Regions from separate parts of the Mus musculus genome. Here all the other regions are linked to region 1. A link is a loop called in an ENCODE intact Hi-C map of the cell type or tissue named here. Cell type or tissue: heart. All regions are shown on one strand.

Region 1 (5,000 bases):
CTTTTTAATTAAATCTGTAAGTTACTTTCCTCATGACGTTTACATAACATGTTTTATATCTACTCTTCCACTTTTTTAGACAAAAAAAATGTTTTTTTTTTAATCATCTAACACCTCAAAGCCAAGATGAGAATAGAGACTTTAAACATTTAGCTCCTGATGGACATAGATTGAGTGAACATTTATAGCACTGGTTGGTAAACTTTCCCTCACCCTAGCAGCTGCTGAGGTACCTCTCAATCTCCTTTTGTATTCAAGCTACTGCAGGCCAGTTACATCCAAGTGGTATTGGATGTATCCCCCCATCTTTGTTGCCTGACTGGGACTGTACAAATGCAGGTATCACGTGCAAGAGAGAACCTTGAAGAATTGTTGAAAGTAAACGTGACAAGTTTCTACCTGATTATATCCAGTTTGGTAGCATCCATCATTTCTTTGTATCTCTGGAAGTTTCAGATTGTTTTCTGCAAGTGCATCATCGTTGTTCATACAATCAGAATTGCCATTGCACAACTGCAAAAGATTACCAGAGCAATCACTTAAACACCTCTTACAACAAGCACCACTAGAGGGCCAAGTCATGCTCTTTCATAGCCAGGACACAGAAAAGGGAAGCTATACCTTCTTAGAACCCTACTAAGCAGCCCAATAAATAAAAATGCACCCTTAGGCTCAGTCCCTTGGCTTTAAGCTTGTTACTCTCCTAAGTATTTCCTATGTTTCAATAAAGAATTATTGATGTCCCTCTTATACATTTGTCTCAAGGATTCAACGATAAAAACTGCCCAGCATAGAGTAGGAACTTGGTAAAGGACAGAAATTTTGATGATATCTTGGGGCAAATAAATTTAAGTCACAGAATATTCCATCTGGAAGGGTCTGTGCCATTATCTGTAACTCCATAATTATGCAGATAAAGAGTACTAAATAGTTGAGGATTTTCCCAAGATTACAAAGTTGGTTCTACACACCCAGACCTAGGCTATTAATCTTGTTTGTGATTTTTTTTTTCCTTTCTGTCAAGCAGAGTCAAAATACTTTTCATTTAAAGATGGGAGATATTTTAATCTAGGTAGGGTTGGTTGGGTTTTTTTTTTCTTGTTTGTTTGTTTGTTTGTTGTTGTTGTTTTTTTTTTTTTTTTTTTTTTTTTGAGAAAGGATCTCTCAATGTAGTCTTGGATATCCTGGAACTCAATATGTAGACCAAGCTGGCCTCTAACTCACAGAGATCTTCCTGCGTGTGCCTCCCAAGTGCTGGGAGGCATCCACCACCATGCCCAGCCTAATCTAGGTTGTGTGTGTGTGTGTGTGTGTGTGTGTGTGTTAGCACTTTATTGGGCTCTATACAATATGCATCTTATCTGGGCTGACCCTAGAGCATCCTGATTTCACACACACAGAACTTACTACATTCAGCCAAAAAGCACTTTCTGGTCCTTGTAGACTTCAAGGGATAAATGAAGGCAAAGAGATAAGGAAAAAGGAATAATGAGGGAAAAGGAATCCCCACCTAAGAAGCAATAGCTAAATTGGAACAGAGAATGGCCCACTGTGAATTTTCTAGAAATGCAGTCACATTCTGTATCTTCCAGACAGGAAAGGAACCCCTTCCCAACCTCCACTCAAAACCAGCAAAGAGGTGAGAAAGAGAGAACACAGTCTAGTCTGACCTTTAGCTTCAAATCCTAAGGGCCCTAGATCCCAGCAGAGAATTTCTAATTCAAGAGCAAAGAGAATGAATGGACGCCCACACTGGGTCTTCATCAGTTTCACAGCCTACCCACCTCTTTTCTCATTTCCACGATTTCCCAGAGAACATGTGTAATTAAGCCTCCGACTTGTGAAGTGGTATAGACAGGTCTGTTGGGAGTGGTATCCTCTGTGAAGTCTCCTCTCCGGACTTGTGAAGTAGGGAAGGCCGTGGTTGTCACCAGCATCAGTCCCAAGAAGGCAACTGGATGGAAGTCTCCTGCGTGGAGAAAAGGGAAAACCGGCAAGTGAGCAGATAGCACAGTTGGGCGCCTGCTGCTAGCTGATGGCTGCTGGCCAACCCACAATGCTGGCTCTCTGCCTCACACTCCTCTCTCACAGTCTCAATAGCTCCGCCAGAGGGCAAGGAACTGCCTTCACTTACTTGCAGAGAGGAACTTCATAGCGGTTTCTGGAATTGACTATCGTTCTTGGTGGGCTCCAGAGCAGAATGAGCTACAGACATCCCCAGTCTCATATTTATTAGGAGTCAACTCTCTAATTTTGAGACTCATGGGAAAATCCCACATTTGATAAAAATCTTTGTTGGAGGGTGGGGGTGGGGCCAGAGTGGGTGGGGCTGATTGGAAACCTTATTAAGATTGCACAATGTGACGTCGTTTAGCATCGAAAGAATCACAACTAGGAAGGGGAAAGTGTGCTTAAGTCATCCTTGAGGCTAGCCCTAAGAAGCATGAGCACTCTTCTTTTTTTTCTTTAAAAGTGACTCAGCACTTGAGCATGTCTTGATGGGAAAGAAAACTGAAATTCACAATGTTTTATAAGGAGAAAGAGAAGCTAAAGCTGATGTTATTTAAACGCAGGCACGCGCGCATGACAGACGACACACACATACACACACACACACACACACACACACACACACACACACACACACACATGAATAAGAGGCTAGGATTCTTTTGTATGTCTGTAAGGATCTACAGATGTTCTGACCTGAGTTTTTTCAGATCATACAAAGACACACACTCCCTCTCCCACCCCCAGCACCCAACCTGGACAACAGACAGTAATGTTGCATATTGCTTGTTTTTCCTGTGTCTTGTCAGGACCAGTTGTTTCTAATGGTTTGTTCACCTCCAAATTTTGTGCAGTTGTTTCCAGGAGTTGCCAGGTGGGTAAAGTGGGTGAAGTACAGAAATATCTTCTGTCTGTTGTCAAGCAATCTTGGCTTCCAAGTCCAAGCCTATTCTCTGCATTCTCCCCAGTGGTCTCTTGGCTATCTTCTTAGTTAAGACCTTTAGTCTCTGTGAGAGTTGCCCTTATCTGTTAGTGCTGATCCCACTGCTGCCAGGACACCCCAAAACATTTCCAGGTCATGCAAGGAGGCTTGAAGGTCTGTTGCAGTCCTCATGTTGTTGAAGTTTCTTTGATTCATGGTATATGGAAGATAAAGATATCGAAGAAGGACCTCATTGTATCTTAGCTAGCTTGTGTTTGAAGCTCCCTTCTACTGGATGACAGGATTTGAATCTGAAGGTGGTACGTCTCACTCTGAATAACCCCTCCAATGCTCAAGTCTTCTAGGCTGGGTCAAACTTAAACAGACTTCTTCCCTTTGGTTAGTTTCTTTTTCAGACTAGTTCCTGGTTTTCTGTCCACCTGTCTCCAGATATCTAGCTAGCATTCAGAATGATTCCAGGCTGAAAGTAGGCTCTGTACATAAAATCCAAAACCATTTACAAAACACACTCTCAGGATCACAATCAGCTTCTTCACTCTGCAGATTGCCTTAAGATTCTTGTTTTCTTATGCTCCCATGTTTAATAGTTCAAGAATTATATATCACTAGCATAGTTTCTCCTAGAATTCAATGTGAAGAAAAAAATTACACTAAAATAAAGAGAACAGCTTTATATCTAGCAGATTAATTTATATTGAGAATGCAAAAGGAGAATATAAGTACACTCTAAAGAATGTAACCCAGTGTAAACACACAGGCGATTAGAGTAGATTAAAATGAAAAGCCGGTTGATTCTTGTGAAGAAATCAGAAGGGGAATAAACTAGGAAGAAAGTTAAAACATGGGTGGACTTAGTGTACATACTAGGTCAGCCTATTGAAAGAAGTGAGTCCACCATTCTTTCACCGTGTGAAGCCCTGGTCTTCACAAAGGGACTAGGGGATTTTAGGTGAAAATGAAAATGGGGAGAGGAAGCAGGATGGTTTTACTTTTAGTGCCCTTGAGCCTTAAAAAGGCAGCTGAAACAGCCTGGAGCTCAGTCTGTGTCCAGCAATGAAGGAAGCCATTTCCCCTATTCCCTGCCGTGTGCTTTCTCAGGCCTCTGTTAGTACAGAGTTTCTTTTCTCCGCTTAACAATTTTTTTAAATTACTGAATAAACTTAAGATTGTTACACTTACTACAACATTCAGATTTCTGTTTTTAGTTTTTTAAAAAAGGTGCTTTTTAAGTCGGGAGCATACATCCATGATAAAAATGTTTAAACAAGACATCAGAAGAATGGTCCCACAGGAGATGCCTAAACCCCGGTAGTTTTAGTGGAACTCTTGTCAGCCTCATCTGGAAGAGGCTTTCTCAGCTCATATATTTATACATATACATTTCATACATAAATGTGTGTAAAAATACATATTTATACATAGAGGTACACACTGTATGTTAATGGTCTGGATGCTGTCTATCTAGCTTTCCAAGGGTACACGTGGAGACCATAGCCTTTGAGTAACAATTTGAATTAGAAGCCCAACTCCATTGCTAGCTGTTTGACAATGGCTAAGTTAGCTCAAGATCTGTGTTCTTGTTTATTTACTCTTTAACATGAGAATAATAATAGATCATCATACGGAGCTGCCATGAAGATGACTAAGAAAGTATAAGCTCCAACTCTATAACTTCCGATTGCATTTACTGCTCTTTGAAGAGGTTGTGGGTTCAGTTTCTACATGGTGGTTTTAAACCTTCTGTGACTCTTGTTCCTGGGGTTCTGATGCCCTCTTATAGCCTCAGTTGGCACTGAATATACAGAATGACACTGCACCTTCACACGTGCAGAAAAAAAACCATGCTCAAACTACGTCCCTTACTTAGTAATTACCCAGCTGTGCTTTACTCCTAGACTCTCCCCGAAGCCTTCTGTTAAGTGTTTTTATGTGAGAAGTTACAGCCTACAACATAACGCTATCCTTCAAGTTTCTGAGTATGATTCTCAGGCATAAATGGCCTTGACAACCCCAGAGCTTGAGCTTCTACTAGTCAGATATTCAAGGG
Region 2 (5,000 bases), 120 kb after region 1:
TTGTTCTAGAAGGTATATTGGCATTTCATACATATTTGAGTGCCTGACCACATTTCCAATTCTTTTTATGAATGAAAACAGCCCTCAGCAGCATCCAATTATCGGTTTTGTTCCCAAAGTTCTAGAACAGAAAGCAGCTCTCTACCTAAGGATATGTGGGGTTCTTAGGAGCTTTACAAAACACAGTGTTTATCCATGGCCATTACAGTGCTAGGACCCCAAAATATAGGAAGACCCCACCCTACCTCAGTAAATTGGGATTTCTAGATATGAAGCTTCCTGCCAGCACACACAGCTGTTGGGAATTGCTTGCCAACCACACTGTCAATTACTATGTTAATTTTAATTTTTATTGTCATCAATGTATGAATACATTCAGTATATATGTCTGTTTATATGTACGAATGTATGTTTGTATTTGTTTTTGAAAAAGAGTCTCATGTATCCCAGGCTAGTGTTGAACTTGTTTGTGATTGAGGCTGACTTTGAACTCCTGACCCTCCTGCCTTTTACCTTCTGAATGCTGGGATTTACAGGCATGTACCACCACACCCACTACCAACTGAGCTGAATTCCTGGCCTTCTCTGTTTAGCTACCTACATATTCTCTTCTTTACTGTCATCTCTCTTTTCTCTTATCCTGAATTCTCTCCATGCTGGCTGACCTCTCCACTTCTCCCACTTTGACTACGGGAACAAGTCAGTTGACATTTTATACGACAGCTTTCTGAAACATCTTGTTGATCTTGAAGTCTTTGTACTCCTCCCTATCTGCATAGGGTTGGAATTTCACAAAGGCAGTCACTTCAGTCTTTAAATGAGATTGGGTGGTCCCCAACATGATGCCTCCTCTGGGACCACACACTCCCCTTCATTCTTCAGCACGTTTCCCAATAAATCTCATTATAAGCTAAGGTGAACCAAAGTGTAAAAGAAAATCTTATAAAACCCTCTCAGAAAGCAATAAATCCCAAGTCCTTCAGGATTTTCATTCCATCTACAACCCCCTCAGGCTGATAACTTCTTCAGAATAATCACGCATGGTCTTTACCTTGGCTTCTTTCTCTATTAAATGTTTGGTGATCTTAGTTAACATCTTTTCCCTGAGCCTGTTCTAATCCTCAGTTTGGACTTTGAAGTGTGTTTCATCCAGGCACTTAACCTTTTAGTGTCCAACCTGGCTAGGTTTCCTCAACTCCTAACATCATTCTAGTACTGCATGCTCCCTCTGCCTGCCCTCTCCACTCTGCCTGTCCTCCTTTTCTGCAGGTCTCCTGCTCTCTCTCTCTCTGTTTCTCTCTCTCTCTGTCTCTCTCTCTGTCTCTCGCTCGCTCACTCTCGCTCGCTCACTCTCGCTCTCTCTCTCGCTCTTCACATAAGCTTTTGCTTTCAGCCTGCCCTTTGTCTACTTCTGACAGTCTCTTTGTTGCTTTCTTTCACTCTTGCTCTCTGGCTACCAATCTTCTCACTTCTGTAATTTGTGAAATGACCCCCTTCTAACCTTTCTGGTCTCTGCTCTCACCTACAGAGGCACATCTCTGTATTTGTAATTGTGTAATCATGTAATCTTTTGACTTGCTGAAACAGAAACCATCTTTAACTGGTAACAAAAAAAAAAAAAAAAAAAAAAAAAGAAGGGGAATTTATTAAAGGCTGACAGAGAGTTCTCACAGAACTCCAGAGAACTGGCTCAGGAGTCCAATGATTCCTAACTTTCCTGTTTTCTATTCCAGGTTTCAAGTCCTGGATCCCCTATGTGTAGAGAAATACAGAATGTGCTATGTAAATGAGACTGATTTTGTCCTGTGGTTGCACATCACAGAAAGCTCCAGCCCCGTCCGCTGGCTTTTCCTACACTACATCTGCTGGAATGTACTCTGGGAACAGCTGTTGTTGTCATCTCCCACTGGAATCTGCTGCTTTTCATGATCCCAGAATGACACATTGCAGCAAAGTTCAGGCCAGCTTCTCTGACGTTTCCAACAATAAATTTACTGAGTCTCTTGTTTGAAGTCTTCCTACTTCACAGTAATCATTAGTCCTTTACTGTATTCACCCCACACAGCATTCAAGTCATGATCCCACAAACCTAAATCTGTATGCAAGTTTAAAAAAAAATACAACTAACCAATCTAAAACAAAACAAAACAAAAAACTCGGTGATTATTATAAATAATTCACAGGAACTTTCAGCTGGAATTGGGTTTTGAGCACAGTAAACAGAACTGTATACTTAAAATAGGAATTGTCTATTCATCTCTTCCTTCATTGAAAACATTTTATGGGGCCAGGTGGCGGTCCACACCTTTAATTCCAGCACTCAGGAAGGAGAGGCAGGTGGATCTCTGAGTTCAAGGCCAGCCTGGTCTACAGAGCAAGTTCCAGGATAGCCAGGGCTACACAGAGAAACCCTGTCTCAAAAAGAAAAGAAAAAGAAAAGAAAAGAGAAGAAAAGACTTGACTTTGTTACATGGAGTCTCTGATTTCCATTGACAGCTATACAGGAAATGGTGAAGAGTATCAGCAAAGCCCTGTCTTTGAATCTTCTGGTTTGGCAGAGATGAGCAATCACACTGTCTAAGTGCACCAACCGAGAGGTGCCAGGGGTGGTGACAGTTATTGGGAAGTCAGCAGAGCACCGTCCTGCCCCTTGCTCCAGGAACTGGTGCTTATCTTGAGGTCAGCAGGCCAGGAATGAACGTGTCTGGAGAGGAAACAGAAACTCCTTCCAGATAAAAAGCCCACAGACGGTGTGGGCTCTGGTGCTCAAAGGAGCCTGCTGCATTTGGAGAACTGGGGGTCCAATATGCGGCTCAAGTGTAGAATGGGGAGCTGCAGGGAGAAGTCAACAAGCCATCAGGAAGGGTCCTCTAAGTGAGCAGATGACAGACTGCTGGGAAGTCACTGGTTGGTTTTCAAGCAATGGTAGAAGATGATCTAGGTTTTTGAATGATCTTTCTGGTAGCTGTGTACAGAGTGGCTGGGAAGCACTGAATGAAATCTAGAAAAAGCCATGTGAAATGGCTACACAATGGGCAGAAAGCCAATCTTTTCTCATTTCATGACTATTTTCATTTTAAACCTACCAGTCATCCTAGTTCAGAGGTTGTATGAATAAAATAGTAAAAATGTCAAGGCAGGGGTTTTAAAGGACTGGGATTTGTCTCAGATAATGAAACCACGATATCAAGTATGAATCAAGGGTAACTCCTAGATTTCTTACTCCAACAAGTATACAATGTTGCATGAGTATGCAGCTGTGCCCTTTTCATCTCTTCCTGAACAGGCTGTTTGATGACGAGGATCTATGTTGGTTTTGCCTTTTCCCTAGTTTCTGACTCAGTGTACATATTTAATAAATCCCTTTACTAAATCTCCATTTAGAATGTAATTACTATTCCCTTTTCGTGCTTGTTTGTTTTTCCTAAAAGCCTGTAAATGTTCTATTTGAAGGACTGCAGGACATAGGCACTAAGTCACTCTGAAAGGCAGAATTTTGTTGCACTCTGGGACTCACTCTAACTCAAAACACATTGAGACATTTTTTAACTAGAATTTGAAACCATGGCTATTGCTTCTGATGAAGGAAGAACTGAAGGCTGTCTGCATCATCTAGGGAATGGGAAAGCAAATACAGCAGGTTCAGGAACACACCAGAGACCAGCATAGCACAGGACGGATCTTATTAATGCAGCAGCATTCAGTGCATGGTTATTTCAACAGGAAACATGGCACCTTGGTTCCAGAATTGCAAATCAGTGTAGCGTAAAATCTAATTTTCCTACAAGCAACTTTATTCTTTCTCTTTCTCTTCCTTCCTCTTCTTACCCAGTTAGTGTTTCCAGTGCCAAGTACTGTGCATGGCTAGGAAACTTGAAAAAACAAAAACAAAAAACAAACAAACTATGTGCATGTTATTTCTCAAGTTCTGGAGTTGGAAGGCAGGCAATATAAATACAATTATACACGGTAGCAAAACACGGACTGTCAAGTTACAGAGGTGTAGAGCAGGATAGGAATCTCTGAGGGAGTTACTGTTGAGCTGACACCTGGGGCTTCCCCCAGGATGGACTGCAGGACCTTCAGTCAGTAGGAATAGTGTACACAGCAGAACCTGAAGGGGAAGAAGTTGATGTCAGTGAGTCCCTAGGAGGAAGTTGATCAGGAAGCACATGTGGGGAAAAGGAGCCACAGAACAGTACTACACTGGTGAAACACTTGGAATTCAGGCCATTGTTGGCCCTCTAGGTCTTAGAAGTAGTTTTAGAACTCAGGACAGTTACTATCTATTGTGGGGTTTTGAGACATAATGTAAAATTTTTAACTGATACCACGAGACTGGTTTTGCTGTAGCAAAAGGAGGTTCATGGAGAATAAGGAGGAAGCTCTCAGGAGTGTCATGGAGGTGGGATGGATTTAAAAACAGGACTTATGATGGTAAGAGTGTTTGTATTTGGGGATAACCTGTAAGTTTGTGACTGAAAAATTAGACAAATGTTAATATCATTCAGTGAGTGGGACAGGTCATAGGAAAATCCTGTTCTCAAGAAAGGGCCAGGAATTCTATTTTGGACGTGTTGAGAGTCCTATGTAGTGGGCCATATGGCTTTGGAGTTGAATAAACAATCAAGATTAGACAATAAGTGTGAGAGTAGTATACATAAAGAAGAGACAATATATTAAAGTCACTAAGATTTGTGAATTAACCTCAAGGTGGCGCATACAGCAGAAAGAGAAGAGGCCAGGGACGGATGCCTACACATGCCTGATATTAGAAGATCAAGAGCCAGGAAAGGACACACTGAGATCCAGGAGAAAATCCCAGAGGTGAGGTTCCATGAAAGTCAGAGAATATTTGGGGGTGGGGGTGGGGGTGGGGAAATGTCTCTGGTCAAATGCCTGCCACCTAAGAATGGCTGCATTCAGATCCCTGGGACTCAGGTAGTATGTATCTACAACTCCAAAGGGGGAGACAGAGCATAGAGATTGGAAGATCCCTG
Region 3 (5,000 bases), 170 kb after region 1:
TAGTTTGTACTTTATCATCCCTGACCCTCTATGACATCTATGCTGTAGTCATTTTTTAAAACCCATTATAATTAATATAATTATCACACATTTTTAACTGATTGACCCCTCAACACACACACCCCACTATGATTGATACCTTTATAGCAGGCAAGTAATGAGAGAGATAGATGGAGACAAGAAATAACCGAACCCTTGCCTTTCCACAGTCTATACCCTCCACCACCACAGCTTTCAGAGCTCTCTAGTGGGGCATCCTTTTAAAAATTTTCTTCCAAAATATTTTCTGAGAAATAAAAGCAGAAATTGTCCTGTATGCTCACAAAATCCACTTCCTCTACTGTGTTACATGCAGAGTATTTTCTGAATGGAAATGATAGTATATGCCTCTACAGCAAGATGACTCTCCACACATTTGTCTATGCAACAAACTCTGCCTAAGTAAATTCCTACCTGGTGTGTACAATCCACAGTCTGTGGGTTGCATGTACCCCAGGATAGCTAAGTCATCGGCCCAACACAAAGTTCACAACCTTAAAGTGTAAGGATTTTCCTCCGCTTTGAAGGGTAGGGTTGAAACAGGGTTTCTTTTTCTAACTTTCCCTTTTTCTTTTCTTTTCTTTTTTAATTTATTTATTTCATGTATGAGTGCTCTATCTGTATGTACACTGTGTGCCAGAAGAGGACATCAGATCAGTTGAACTCAAGACCTCTGAAAGAGCAGATGGTGGGTGCTCTTGACTGCTGAGCCATCTCTTCAGCCCTGAGACAGGGCTTCTTTGTGTAGCCCTGATTGCCCTGGAACTCACTCTGTAGACCAGGCCTTAAACTCAGAGATCCACCTGCCTCCCAAGTGCTGGAACTAAAAGTGTGTATCACCATTGTCTGGAATTTTTTCACTTTTTTTTTTTTGATAATTGATTGTTTTCAAATGTGAACTTTGTAGATGACAATAGCATATTGCAATGTCACAGGCTAAACCCACTAATGAGACACTGAGAATAAAAAGGCAATGTGTTTAATATTGGTTATGAATATAAAGTGCTAATAATGATGGTTGACAATTTGCTGGGCCTTTCACTATTCCATATACTGTATTTATCAGCTGTCAACTTCACCACAGGATTATGATCTATGTATAATCTTCACTTACTAGAGGAGGAACATGAGGTTCAGAGACAGTAAGAAGCTTGTGATGGAGCCAAGAATCAAATTCAAGCAGTTTGAAAACTAGGCATCAACGTGAGAAACAGAAACAACCAGAAAAGTACATTCAAAATGCAGTTCAGTGATTGAAAATTGAGGGCAGTCTATGACTGTGAGTCAAGAGGGTCATGACCACATGTGCCAGTATCTAGGACTCAGGGGGGTTGTCTTGTCTTCTCAGTGGGTATGTAGTTCTTGGCTTACAGGTTATCAGTATTGGTCTGGAGTGGTCAACTGGGTATTTGAGAGGCAGAGATGACTTTGAATGTCTGGAAAGGGTCAGCAGGATAGAGAAGTGTAATACTGGTGGGAATCCTGGGATGGTTATGTCTCATGAGGATTTAAATTCGTGGGTTTTGTGTAGTGTTCATTCATTCATTTGATAAAAATCTGAAATGTACCCACTCTCTTCCTAAAAACTTCCCTAGACTTTTGGGATACTTAATGACTACAACAGAAAAAATATTCTTGTAATATTGGAGGTTGTGTTCTTGAGAGTGAGACAAGTAATAAAATGAGCATAATAAATAAATATATTACATATTAAGTCAGACTGTAATCTCAGCATTCAGGAGGTGGAGGCAGGAGAGTTTTGAGCTCTAGGCCAGTCTGGGTGACATACATGATTCTGTCTCAAGAACAACAGTAACAAAAAACAAGTGAGAAGATTATAAGCAGTATAAAAAAGACATCAGGCAATAGCCGAAGGAGGTCAGACTAGCCAGGGCTGAAATCCTAAGGCAGGAGATGCCTGGTTTGTCAGCTGATACACAGAAAGCAGAGGGAAGGTCAGAAAGGATGCCTGAATGACGCATGGAAGGCTGCTTTGGAATGGATCCCAGAAGAATCAGGTTTAGTTGGGTCATGGTGTAGAAATGAAACACAGAGAAACCAGAGTCTTGAGTTCTGTGCAGACACTGACAGGAAACAGGAAATCATCTGAAGACTTCAGCCACTGGGTCTGCAAGCTTAGGCCACAATGGGCTGAGTGGGTGGACAGAGCAAAGCACTGAGTGTGGGTTCTGGAGAGCTGAGCCTGTGGGTGGAGAGGGAGCTGATAAGAACTCCAGGCCCATCGTCACCCAACAGTCACAACATGTCTCATTATTTTGCTTCTTCATGAGTTAATAAACAGAAGGCCTATTATATTGGTAAAACCAGACAAAGCCTGAGAATGGGGAGTCTGGGAATGGATAGTAGAGCACTGGGGAGACAGCACCAGCTGTTGAGTCAGACTGTCTGGAGTTCAACACTATGCCTGACCAATTTTTCTTTGAGGTCCTCCCTCACTTGCCTGGAATCCAGACATTTTCTTCAAAGAGTACATGGTGGTATGCAGCTGTGAGGATCCCTGATGAGCTGTGGACCAGAATCAGCTGATTCTGTAATGGGCCAGTTCCAGATACTTCAGTCTGGAATCCACATGCTGGAAGGTTATTATTGTGTTTGTTGTATCAAGAAATGTAAGAAATATAGTCTAAATGAGTTTCATGTTGAGGTGGAAGGGAATAGTTACTGCTACAGAAGATGGTGGTGACTGTATCACAATTCAAGCAACTATTTACAAATCATTACACTTTTCCCCTCAAGCTGGGAAGTAGATTCAGTTAGGCTCCACTGAGGCTCCAACCACTGGAGGAGTTTGTGCTGTGTAATCCAGAGAGAGAGAGAGAGAGAGAGAGAGAGAGAGAGAGAGAGAGAGAGAATTAGTTGAGATCATTGCAGTGAGAGATTAAAATTCCCTCAAAGACATTCTCCAACAGTGAAAACTGAGGTGACTCTACTCTCAGCACTGAGATGTGGAAGGCCACTTCAGGGAGAAGCACATTTAGGAAGAACTTCCACAGTCTCTAGATTCTCTTCTTAATAGTTACAAGTGAACTCTCCCCCCTTGTCCATGCCCCAGGAAAAACAGAGTCAGCTGTAGTCAGTCCCACTTGATTCAGGGCCTACTGTGTCCCTTCAGGCCTAGAACATCCCACTACCCCTAGCTACAGTGTCCCACTCCATCCCAGCTCCCTGGCTCTCTCCTTCTGTCACTAAAGCCAACCCTTGTCCAGAGGGAGTTGGGGAGGAATCTGGGGCTCAGCTTCCTCCACTATGTAAACCCTGCCTCAACCAGAGCCGCCACTGAGGAAACGGGAAGGGCATTGTCTTCCCTTCCCAAGACCCAGGTTTTAGCACTGAGTGGAGATTCCCCAGAGACAACGTCTTAGTGTGATGACATCCAGCCCCAAGTTCAGGCCTTGAAAGGAGATCGTTAGTAATGAGTAAGCACAACTGGGCAGGAAAACCAGGGAGTGGGGAGAACAAGGGGATTGTTGGTTTAAAATTCCTAATTGGCCTCATCCTGAGCAGTTCTGCTGCTTGTAAGACAATCTTTGCCCCAACTGGTAGAGTATGGGGGGAGAGGCTGTGGCACCTATCTGTAGCTGACTCACCCCACCTCAGGTGCTTTAAAAGACATTCCCTGAAGTCCTCCACCCAAAACTTCTTCTAAGACCCAGAAAACAAAAGCTACCCTTCACACTGTTGGGACTTTGGATGGATCCTTACATACCCAGATCTGCTATCAAGTCCACAAATATCCATTAGGTTTAAGTAGGATGAAGGCACAAGTCATAAGATGCAACATAGCAGGGAGGTGGGGTGAAAAAGGCTAGAGATTTAGTGCAAAAGACAAAACAGCATATAAACAACAAACAGAATGCACTCTGGGAGATACACTGGGGAATACAAAGAGTCTACGAGTGGATGCCAGGGCCCAACACATGAACCATGTGAAAAAAGGGTAAGCCAACCTCCTAAGCTCTACTGTAAGGGGAAACACAAAGCAGAACCTCAGAAACCACTTGGGAAGTACACTGGGTCCAAACCTGAAACAATAAGTCCGCCGAGACTGTGGGTAAGCTCAGTGGGCAAAATGCCTGCATAGCTTATAGAAAATCCTGGGTTTGATCCTCAGCACCATACTATAAGATCTAGTGGCTCACACCTTTAATTCCAACACTCTCAAATTATAAACAGGAGAATCCAGAACTCAAGGTCTTCCTTAGCTTCATAGAGAATTAAAGACCAAATGCCTTTGGCCAAATGCCTTTAGCCCCAACACGTGGGAGGCAGAGCAAATGGAGCTCTATGAGTTCAAGGCCAGACTGGTCTAAAGAACTAGTTCTAGGACAGGACAGCTGGGACTACACAGAGAAACCCTATCTCAAACAAGAGTATCTCTCAACAGCCATCTAATTGGACTTATAGCCAGCTGGACTGGAGAGAATTGATGCCTGGTACTAGCCAGCTACTTGTGGCTGGGGAGGCTGTAGTCCCTAGAGGAGAACCTACTACTGTTACTTTCCTAAATCAATATTGTTTCTGGCTTCATCTTGAATACTGATGCTTATACTGACAAGACAAGTGCACCTGTTGCTCCTCATCAGAGAAGCTTCTATTATCAGCACAGACACTACTACAGAAATCCACAAATGGTCAAACACAGAGGATAAGGGGCAAAGGAGTGGCCAGCCCCAAATGATATATATCAACAATGCAACCTATACATGAGGAGTACTGCAGAAGAAGAGTTGAAAGACTATAAGAGCAAGAAGTCCAGGACACCCTGCTGCTAGATAATGCCTTCTAGCTAGACATGACAGGGAAACCGTACCCATGAAATCTCAAAACTATGGATACCTAGGCAAGACCTGCATAATGACACCACCAACTGACATGCCAATGTAGGTAGGGGGAATTTCAAAAGACCCTACCCCTAGATGAAGAGCCACCAGCAATCAACA

What was found. A loop is a pair of places that touch in the nucleus more often than their neighbours do. Peaks named below come from ENCODE experiments on the same cell type or tissue, not always from the same donor. Only the 100,000 strongest peaks of a DNase experiment are listed, where the experiment ranks them.
Region 2: it touches region 1 in a loop (2.8-fold over the local background); 2 of 42 quality-filtered maps call a loop at or near these places.
Region 3: a loop joins it to region 1, with 2.5 times the contacts of the local background. A loop is called at or near these places in 8 of 42 quality-filtered maps.

Annotation. Positions count from the first base shown.
Region 1 is chr5:30,010,345-30,015,344 of GRCm38, reverse strand. Il6 (interleukin 6) reads right to left here and starts at 2,231. Exons shown (of 5, transcript NM_031168.2): 1 at 2,135-2,231; 2 at 1,785-1,969; 3 at 400-513. The coding sequence starts at 2,153. The region is part of intron 1 of A230098N10Rik (a long non-coding RNA gene); the gene reads left to right. In heart, CTCF peaks have their summits at 554 and 2,106; a DNase peak (open chromatin) is centred at 2,054; H3K27me3 peaks cover 312 bases.
Region 2 is chr5:29,891,678-29,896,677 of GRCm38, reverse strand. No RefSeq gene overlaps it. Among named protein-coding and RNA genes, the nearest start is that of Il6, 120 kb to the left of the region's middle. In heart, no CTCF peak of the experiment used is centred here; a DNase peak (open chromatin) is centred at 1,887; H3K27ac peaks cover 317 bases.
Region 3 is chr5:29,840,059-29,845,058 of GRCm38, reverse strand. No RefSeq gene overlaps it. Among named protein-coding and RNA genes, the nearest start is that of Gm5129, 110 kb to the right of the region's middle. In heart, no CTCF peak of the experiment used is centred here; a DNase peak (open chromatin) is centred at 2,078; H3K27ac peaks cover 472 bases.